Linked DNA regions of Homo sapiens: all the other regions are linked to region 1. A link is a contact called in ENCODE Hi-C or POLR2A ChIA-PET data. All regions are on one chromosome and are shown on one strand. The core of a region is the stretch at or near the end of the contact, and the rest is flanking DNA. Distances in the headings are between cores, read along the strand shown. Region 1 holds the start of ZNF438 (zinc finger protein 438). Region 2 holds the start of CCNY (cyclin Y). Region 3 holds the start of ABI1 (abl interactor 1).

What was found. A loop is a pair of places that touch in the nucleus more often than their neighbours do. ChIA-PET counts read pairs that join two places held with the same protein, here RNA polymerase II (POLR2A). Pooled maps may share reads with other maps.
Region 2: a loop to region 1 is called in a map of naive thymus-derived CD4-positive, alpha-beta T cell, with 19 times the contacts of the local background. The contact joins the promoter of CCNY here to the promoter of ZNF438 in region 1. A Hi-C loop is called at or near these places in 2 of 168 maps with a recorded cell type or tissue (naive thymus-derived CD4-positive, alpha-beta T cell and sciatic nerve) and 5 of 50 pooled maps.
Region 3: a map of CD8-positive, alpha-beta T cell shows a loop between it and region 1 (13-fold over the local background). The contact joins the promoter of ABI1 here to the promoter of ZNF438 in region 1. A Hi-C loop is called at or near these places in 1 of 168 maps with a recorded cell type or tissue (CD8-positive, alpha-beta T cell) and 7 of 50 pooled maps. POLR2A ChIA-PET finds 5 or more read pairs at or near these places in 1 of 52 experiments (RWPE1).

Annotation. Positions count from the first base shown.
Region 1 is chr10:31,030,532-31,033,209 of GRCh38, reverse strand. It overlaps ZNF438 (zinc finger protein 438), which reads left to right and starts at 1,345. Exons shown (of 7, transcript NM_001143768.2): 1 at 1,345-1,377. LOC105376481 (a long non-coding RNA gene) reads right to left here and starts at 702. Exons shown (of 3, transcript XR_001747410.3): 1 at 1-702. RefSeq lists a silencer at 1,124-1,683.
Region 2 is chr10:35,335,200-35,337,877 of GRCh38, reverse strand. CCNY (cyclin Y) reads right to left here and starts at 1,369. Exons shown (of 10, transcript NM_145012.6): 1 at 671-1,369. The coding sequence starts at 824. CCNY-AS1 (CCNY antisense RNA 1) reads left to right here and starts at 1,454. Exons shown (of 4, transcript NR_186477.1): 1 at 1,454-1,658; 2 at 1,802-1,950. RefSeq lists a silencer at 1,004-1,743.
Region 3 is chr10:26,859,601-26,862,278 of GRCh38, reverse strand. ABI1 (abl interactor 1) reads left to right here and starts at 1,321. Exons shown (of 11, transcript NM_001012750.3): 1 at 1,321-1,532. The coding sequence starts at 1,416. RefSeq lists an enhancer at 1,079-1,278 and silencers at 1,599-1,688, 1,799-1,948.

The DNA.
Region 1 (2,678 bases), core at 96-2,595:
TGCTTACGAGAGTGTAAGAATTCCACAAGCCAAATGTTAATATTTTGTTGTCAGTTCTTTAAGCCTTCATTTTTTCCGTCTATCGAGCCCTTTTTTTTAACCAGAACTCATTGCTTCTGAGAGTATAAAAGAGCAAAGAGGCCGGGCGCGGCGGCTCACACCTGTAATCCCAGCACCTTGAGAGGCCGAGGCGGGCGGATCACGAGGTCAAGAGATGGAGACCATCCTGGCCAACATGGTGAAACCCTGTCTCTACTAAAACATAAAAATTAGCCGGCTGTGGTGGCGCGCGCCTGTAATCCCAGCTACTCAGGAGGCTGAGGCAAGAAAATCGTTTGAACCCGGGAGGCAGGGGGTACTGTGAGTTGAGATCGCGCCACTGCACTCCAGCCTGGGAGACAGAGAAACACTCTGTCTCAAAAAAAAAAAAAAAAAAAAGTGGGGAGCAGAGAGCCGGACTTGGACACGGGAAGGTATCGTGACATGAGTGGGTCGGGGGCTGGAAAGTTTGCCCAGGCGAAGAAGTGAACATGTTTATCCGGATCACCGTTTGTTAAATGAACAGCAACCCATAGGTAGCTTCACCGAGCCGAAACGGGAAAGGCGGCAGGCAAGGGAGAAGCTAAAATCTGCAAGAAACGGGCTGGGCTGGAGGCGGCGCCAGGGCAAGAAGGGCAGGTGGGGGCCCGCGGGAGCCGGGAGCCAGGGGCGGGAGCCGGAAGGGCGGGACCCAGGGGCAAGGCCTAAGTGGGCGTGGGAGGGGCATAGTCAAGAGATGGGCGGGGACTGCTCGGGGTCTGGGCGGAGTCTAGCGGGAGCCGCGTCGAGCCGGGGAGGAGCGAGGGACCCTGGGAGAGCTGTCTTTTCAGGGCTGAGGACCCGCCAGCACCTGATGGAGAGCAAATGGCTGTTTCCACACGTGGAGAACTTTTAACGAACACGTGAGGAAGGCGGGCAATGTCTGTGGAAAAACTACCTCACAACCCAGGCGTCTTACTCCAGCCCCCAGGGCGACAGCTTGTTTACAGTATTTCTGAAGGTCTCCGTCCCCTTTTGTCGGCCCCTCCTCCTCCTCTAACCCCGACTTCAGGCTTTGAGTGAGGCTTTGGTAGAGCAGTCGCCGCCGCAGGCGCCCCGGTCGGCGAAGCCCACAGGCATGCGGGCGCAGAGGCCGTCTGCGCCTGCGCGGGGTGTCTGCTACGGGGAGGTGCGTGGAGCTCGAGGGCGTGGAGCTCGGGGGCGTGTCTCCCGCCGCGGCGCCGGGGCGGGGCGAGGGCGGAGCCTGGGGGCCCAGCGGCCCGCGCCCCGTGGCTTGACCTCCCCGACTGCTGGGCCCGTGACGTCACCCCGCTGTGACGCGCACGCTGTAGGAAAACTGTAAGTTTACGAGGATTCCTGCAGCTCCTAGGGCTTGCGGGGCCCGCTGGCAGCTGGCAGTCCCGGCGGTGGTGGTGGCTCTGGGGGCGTCAGTTCCTTGGGGAGTCGCCGATTGTGGCGAAGGGACAGGTGTCTGCTCAGAGTGGCAGCGCGCCCTGCTGGGCGGTAGGGACCTGGGGTGCGGGAGGCGAGGCCGCGCCCCGTGGGGCCGGGCCAGCACCTTTTCCCCTGGGGCGGGGCGCGTCTCCGAGCCTGGGAGCGAGGCCTTAGAAGGGGCGGAAAGTCCAAATGGAGAGTCCCTTTTTTTCTTCCGTGATAAAGGGACTTAGATTCCTTTTCTTCCCCCTCTCAGCCTTGGAGTTTGACATGTTAAGTAGGGGATGGAAGCTTCCTCTCAGAGAATAGGAATCCTATGTCCTGGCCGTTGGGATCCCACAAGTGACCAAGTCATCGTGGACACATTTATAAGATAACCAGTTGCTGCCTCAGTTTTCTTTTTTGTGTAAAAGGGAGGTACAGCAGCCTCTGGCCTCCCTAATGGTTGTTCCCACAGCACTAGGAACACGTGAGATAACACAAGTGTGTAAATTTGCTAGGAGAAAGCTTATACACAGACACTTGGTTATTCTGAGGAATGTGGTAGCCACTGGCTATTTGACCAGGAATCTTGTAGAAGGGGAACTTTTTCACTGTTTTGCCTCCCCCCGACAACCTTCCCTCCATCTGATTCTATACCACACTGGAGCCTGTTGGGTGATCGAACTGTTGTCACTAAACTTGATAGAATGGGGATCCCAAGAAATAACAGGTATCGTTAGCACGGTACTCTTGGCAATTACAATGCCCCCGTTGTCTGGGTTTTGCAGAGGAAGCTTTCAGTGTGCTGGAACTAGCACATTATAGACAACACAGACTCACTGAGTTTTAAGGATTGCTGTATCGATTTGGAATATCCAATCATCGTATCTGACTGCTTGAATATTTTGGTCAAGGGGTACTACATTATCGATTAGTTATTACTAGACTATAATGCCTCTCAAACTCCGGGACTAGTAGTCTTCAGGAACTTTGAAGGGAAGAATACTGTGCACACTTCAGGGTGTATTTATACAGGAGCTCGAGAGTTCACATTTCTGTAAATTCATTTCAGGAGTGTGATATCTTTTCATCCAGGTAGGAAGAGCCTTTGAATCAGAAAGCAGGGCTTCTAATTTTTGTTCTATTCGTTAACTAGCTTCGTGTCCAAGGACAAGTCACGCAAACTTGGAACTTTGTTTTTCTTATCTAAAATGAGAGCCGAT
Region 2 (2,678 bases), core at 120-2,619, 4.3 Mb before region 1:
AAATTCATAGGACTGCAATTCGGGCCCATGCAAAAACTGAGACTTAACCCAAAGGTGTCTGACAATCTTTTAAAGAGCATTCTCGGGAGAAGCTATTTGACTAATCCTGGAACCGCCACTCAAAAAAATCATTTTTTAAAAAAAACGGTAGAATGGGAACGGGGGAAGTGGAGTCCATTTGTAAGGTTCCGGGGAACTGACTCAACATGGTTCTCCAACTCGAGGTTGGAGACACCGGGATTCCAAAATGGGAATCCACTCACTTCGCTTTTATAGGACAAACGCGTGCACAACTTGGCTTCGGGCTGCATTCAGGTAGTGCCGGGAACCCCGAGCTCCCGGGCCGCCCCCACCCAGCTCTGGCCGCTCCATTAAGGACGAGGGCCGGCTCCTGTCACCTCGCGACCCACGCGCACACACCCGCCCTAGGCCCGCCGTGCTCGATGCCGCGGGCCTGCAAAGTTTCCGCGGCCGCTCACTTGGGGGTAACCAGCGAGGGGTACGCCCAGAGGCTGCGGGGCCCCGGGCGCCTAGGCTGCGCGGGCGAAGCCCCGGTTATGCACGGGTCGCCGAGACCGGCTGGGCAAGCAAGAGCAGCCGGGCCGCCCCGACGTTGGCTGTGCGACTGTTGCCGCGGGGGCGGGTAGGGGGCTCGGCGGGCCGCACTCACCGTCTATGTTCTCCCGGTCGCTGATGTGCTGCAGGTTGCAGCCCGTGTCCTCGCGGCTCAGGTCCGTGTCTGGCCGGTAGGACTCCAGCCGGGAGTGGGCATTCCTCCGGAGCTTGGGACTGGACGACACGCAGCACGAGGTAGTGTTCCCCATCTTCGGCGGCCCCCCGACTCCTGCTGCTATCCTGTTCTCCCAGTCCCCGGGAGCGGGGCGCGGGTGGACGCGGGGCGCGGGCGGCGGGGGCGTGTGGGGAGGCCCGCCCGCTCGCCGCCACGGGAGGGGGCGGAACGGCGGCCGGCCGCCGGGTCAGCAGCGGCGGCGGCGGCGGGGCCTCGCCATGGGCGGCGGCGGCGGCGGCGGCGACGAGCGGGCGACGGCCCCGGCTCCCCCTCGGCCGGCCTATCCGCGGCGGAGGAGCGCTCGGGTCCGCGCGACTGCGGCCGCCGCGCCTACCTCACCCCGCCGCGGCCATGGCGGGCGGCGCCGCGCAGGCCGCCTCCCCCCCGCGCTTCCCCAGTTGGTGTCCGCTTCCCCGGCGGCTGCGGCGACGGCGGCCGCCTCGGCAAGAGGTTCCGGTTCAAGCCGGGGGCACGCGTGTCCGCGCCGGACGGCGGGACTAGCCGACGAGCGGGCGGGCAGCGGGCGTGGGCGCAGCCCCCGGACTCCTCGCGGCGCGGTGCGGCGCGGCCAGGGAGGATGCTGGCGGCCCTCCCTCGCCAGCGGCGCCCGCCCTCGCCGCAGCCCCCGCCCCGCCCCGTCACCGCCCCTTCCCTCTGCCCTGGAAGCAGATCGGCGGCCGCGGGGAGGTTCGGGGCGGCGCAGCCCCGCGCGGTTGTGGGATCGCTCCCGGGGGCCGCTCCTCTCTCGGGCACTGGGGTCGCGGGAGACGTCGTCGGGAGCTCGGTTTCTGGAGGCCCTTCCCCACCCGGCCTCTGCCTCCTCCACTCCCCCGGGCTGGACGGAACGGGGCCCAGCGCGGGATGCGAGGTGCGTCCCCGGGGCCCGCAGCGGGCGGGAGCGCAGCCAGGGCCCGGTCGGGGACGCAGGCCCAGGGCGCTGAGGCTGCACCTGCCTCTCCGAAACCGGGCTGGCTCTTTTTGTCTTTTTATTTTTCTAATTTATTTTTTTAGAGGTATGATTTCGCTCTGTCGCCCAGGCTGGAGGGCAGTGGCGCAATCTCGGCTCACTGCAGCCTCGAACTCCTAGGCTGAAGCGATTCTCCCGCCTCAGCCTCCAAAGTAGCCGGTACTACAGGCGCGCGCCACCACGCCTGGCTAAGGTGTGTGTGTGTGTGTGTGTGTGTGTGTCTCCAAAGTAGCGAGGACTACGGGTGTGTGTGTGTGTGTGTGTCTCCAAAGTAGCGAGGACTACAGGCTCCCGCCACTACGCCAGGCTAAGGTAGGGTGTGTATGTGTGTTAACTTTTTGTAGAGATGGGATCTCCCTTTGTAACACGGGCGCCCGCCACTAAGCCAGGCTAAGGTGGTGAATGTGTGTGTGTGTGTGTGTTAACTTTTTGTAGAGATGGGATCTCGCTTCGTAACCCGGGCTGGTATCGAACTCCTGTCTTCAAGGAATCCTCCCGTCTGGACTCCTCCCATGGGATTACGGGCATGAGCCACGGCACCTGGCTATTTTTTTTTTCTAAGCATTTAAATAAGCTGGGGCTTGATTTGGGAGTTTTCTATTGTATTTTGAGCTTTGCCGAGGACTTGATAGTGACCTTGCTTTAAGCTGTGAAATAAATCTTGGGGTCCCAGAGCTATTTTAATATTGAATTCGCTGTGGAGTTGTTTTGAGTTCCTTGGAGGTTAACATGAGATAGAAAACTAAGTTAACACAACTCATCGACTGCCCTTGCTTTGCTTTGCTTTGCTTTTAGAATGCCATCGGGTTTTGTCATGTTGGGAACAAGTTAACTTAGGCCAGTTGACTAAGATCAAGGTATGTGAACATGCCTGGCTGGGAGAGAAGTAGAGTAAATGTTGGTTCGCATTCCCTCCCGACG
Region 3 (2,678 bases), core at 72-2,571, 4.2 Mb after region 1:
TTTGGTTGAGTGATGTTTTTACTCCTAGTTATTTTGATTCTAAATGACTTTATGGAGATACATGAACATATGTCCAAAGTCTTTGGACAACACTTTTCATAGCTGATTATATCCGAAGCATTTAATGTTCCTGTTGAAGTGAAGAGCTTGAAATATAGGGCCTTTTGAGACTATTCCAAAGCAGGTGATAAAAACAAAACAAAACAAAAATCCAGGAGCAAAAAACGAAGGATCAGGGTGGGTGGCTCATGATTGTAATCCTAGCAGTTTGGGAGGTTGAGGCAGAAGGATTGCTTGAGGCCAGGGGTTCGAGACGAGCGAGGGCAACATAATTTGATCCCTGTCGCTATAAAAAATTAAAAAGCTCAGCCAGGTGTAGTGACCGACGCTTGTAGTCCCAGTTACTCTGGAGGCTGAGGCAGGAGGATCGCTTGACTTTAGGAGGTCTAGGCTGCAGAGACCCATGATTGTGCCCCTGTACTCCAGGCTGGGTAACAGTGAGATCCTGTCTCAAACAAGCAAACAACTCCCACCCCTAAAAAAACGTGCACATGACCTTAAAAGTGTAGGAAGATTACATGATAAGGAGAGTCAGAGAAAAGAGAAATTAGGACAGGAAAGCACTACAAGCTATGTATGTTTATTTTATAATTGAGTCTTTAAGGGTACGGAGTATTCGTACTCAACTTGTACCCCCAGTGTCTAGTACGCTGCTTGGTAAACAGCTGGCAATCAAGAAATGTTTGCTAAATTTTAAATGAATTGATGGGGGCGGAACTTCAGAAAGTAAAGCCTGACTCGCTTTATTTCTAAGAAGGCAGAGGAAGTAAAAATCTAGTTTTCCGTACTCTGTCCCCTTTTTAATCCTTCTCTGAATGGGTGTCCTTGATTCACTGACATTTCCTAATTAACCAAGTTCTGCCAAGTTTCACATGAAACTTGGGGAACCGATTTCATTCCCCCAGTATCACCCTGTGGCGCCACCTTCCGGAGCTGTGAGGAAACTCCGGACTTCCCCCCAACACCGCCCCCTCCCTCCACCCTCGGTCTCCGCTTTCTGCGCTCTGCCGCGTTGGTTTTCGGAGGTGTCTGGGCGCATGCGCTTTGGACGGGCCGCCTAGCCTAGGAGAGACTACAATTCCCAGAAGACAGTGCGAAAGAAAAAAAAAATCCCGCGGTCCGTGGGGGTGGGAGAAATAAACGCTCGCGAGAGAACGAGGTTCAGGCGGCTGCACGAAGGGGGTGGAGGGGGGCTGGAGAGAGTGAGGAGGAAGGGGAGGAGGTGCCGTCCCACAATACCAGGCGGGAGGGCGGGTAGGCGGTTTGTATCCGGGCTGTGAGGTGCTCGGAGCCTCGGCGGACCTTGCTGCCTCTGTCTCTTTAACGCGAGAGGAAGCGATGCAGAGGGGTGGAAAATGGCAGAGCTGCAGATGTTACTAGAGGAGGAGATCCCGTCTGGCAAGAGGGCGCTGATCGAGAGTTACCAGAACCTGACTCGGGTGGCAGACTACTGTGAAAACAACTACATACAGGTGAGGCGCTCTGGCGGCCGGCGGGCGCTGGCCGGGTCGAGGACCCGCCGGAGTGACCAGCCCACTGGGCGGGGTGGGGAACTGCCCTGACCTCAGCGGCTGCCACCAACCCGAGCCCCTACCGCAGCCCCAACCCCAGCCCCAACCGGGGACAGAGCGAGTGGCCGGGCTGAGGGAGTCGGGCTGCGATACAGGAAGTGGCTGTGGTGGTGGAAACCGATAGAAGGGGAGAGAGAAAATGGGCGAGGGAGCCGGGAGCCCGCCGCTGCCGCAGCCCGGCGCCCCCCTCGCGTCCGCTTCCCCCAGGGCCCGGCCACCGGGGTCGCGCGCCCCCCAGGTAGCCTCCAGTCCGCAGGGCTGGAGTCCCGGAATACCCCCGAGCTGCCGCCGCGCCGCCTCTCTGCGCCGGGAGAGGAGGTCCAGGACGGGAGAGGGGAGAGGAGAGGGCAGGGACGAGGCTGAAGCCGCAGAAGGGAGAGGACCAGCGGGGTGTGTGTTGTGTGTCGGCGGAGGGTGGGGTGGGGGCGATTATGTCAGTTTCAGCCCCCAGAGGGTGTGTCTTTTATTTATTTATTTATTTAAAAAAAATTTGTCATGAGTCACATTACACCGACCTCCCGGAGGAGAGGAGGAAGCGGGTGTGGGGAGTGAGGGAGGGCGTTTGAGAGAAGTTCATCTTAAAATTCCTTTAATTGAAGGTTTGTAAATCTGTCTGCTTGTCCATTTTCAAGTCGGGTTTTTTTTATTTTTTTCCCCCTCTCATCGTTTTCACTTCCGCCCCACCATAATGTATTCTAAGAGGTTGTTAGGGCTGCTATCATTAATTATCAAACACGAATTGTTCTTAACTCCTTGGAAAAACGGCTTACCCTCCCTTCTCCCAAAAGTTCTTGAGCTGTAGGCTTCATAAGTAACTTAAAATAGACTGGTGTCATCGCCGGTTGCTTATTTTCTGAGGTTTCTCTCTTAACAAGCTAAGTAAATGTATAGTATGTGAATCCAAATACAGAAACGAACAGAGGTAGCCTCTGAACTACAACGTAAAAATATCTGTTATTGTAAATTAGAAAACTCTTGGGACTTTGTGACAGATGCTTGTTTGTTCGTTTCTCTTTGGATGATTGGAAGTGAATTGTGTGTGGTAGT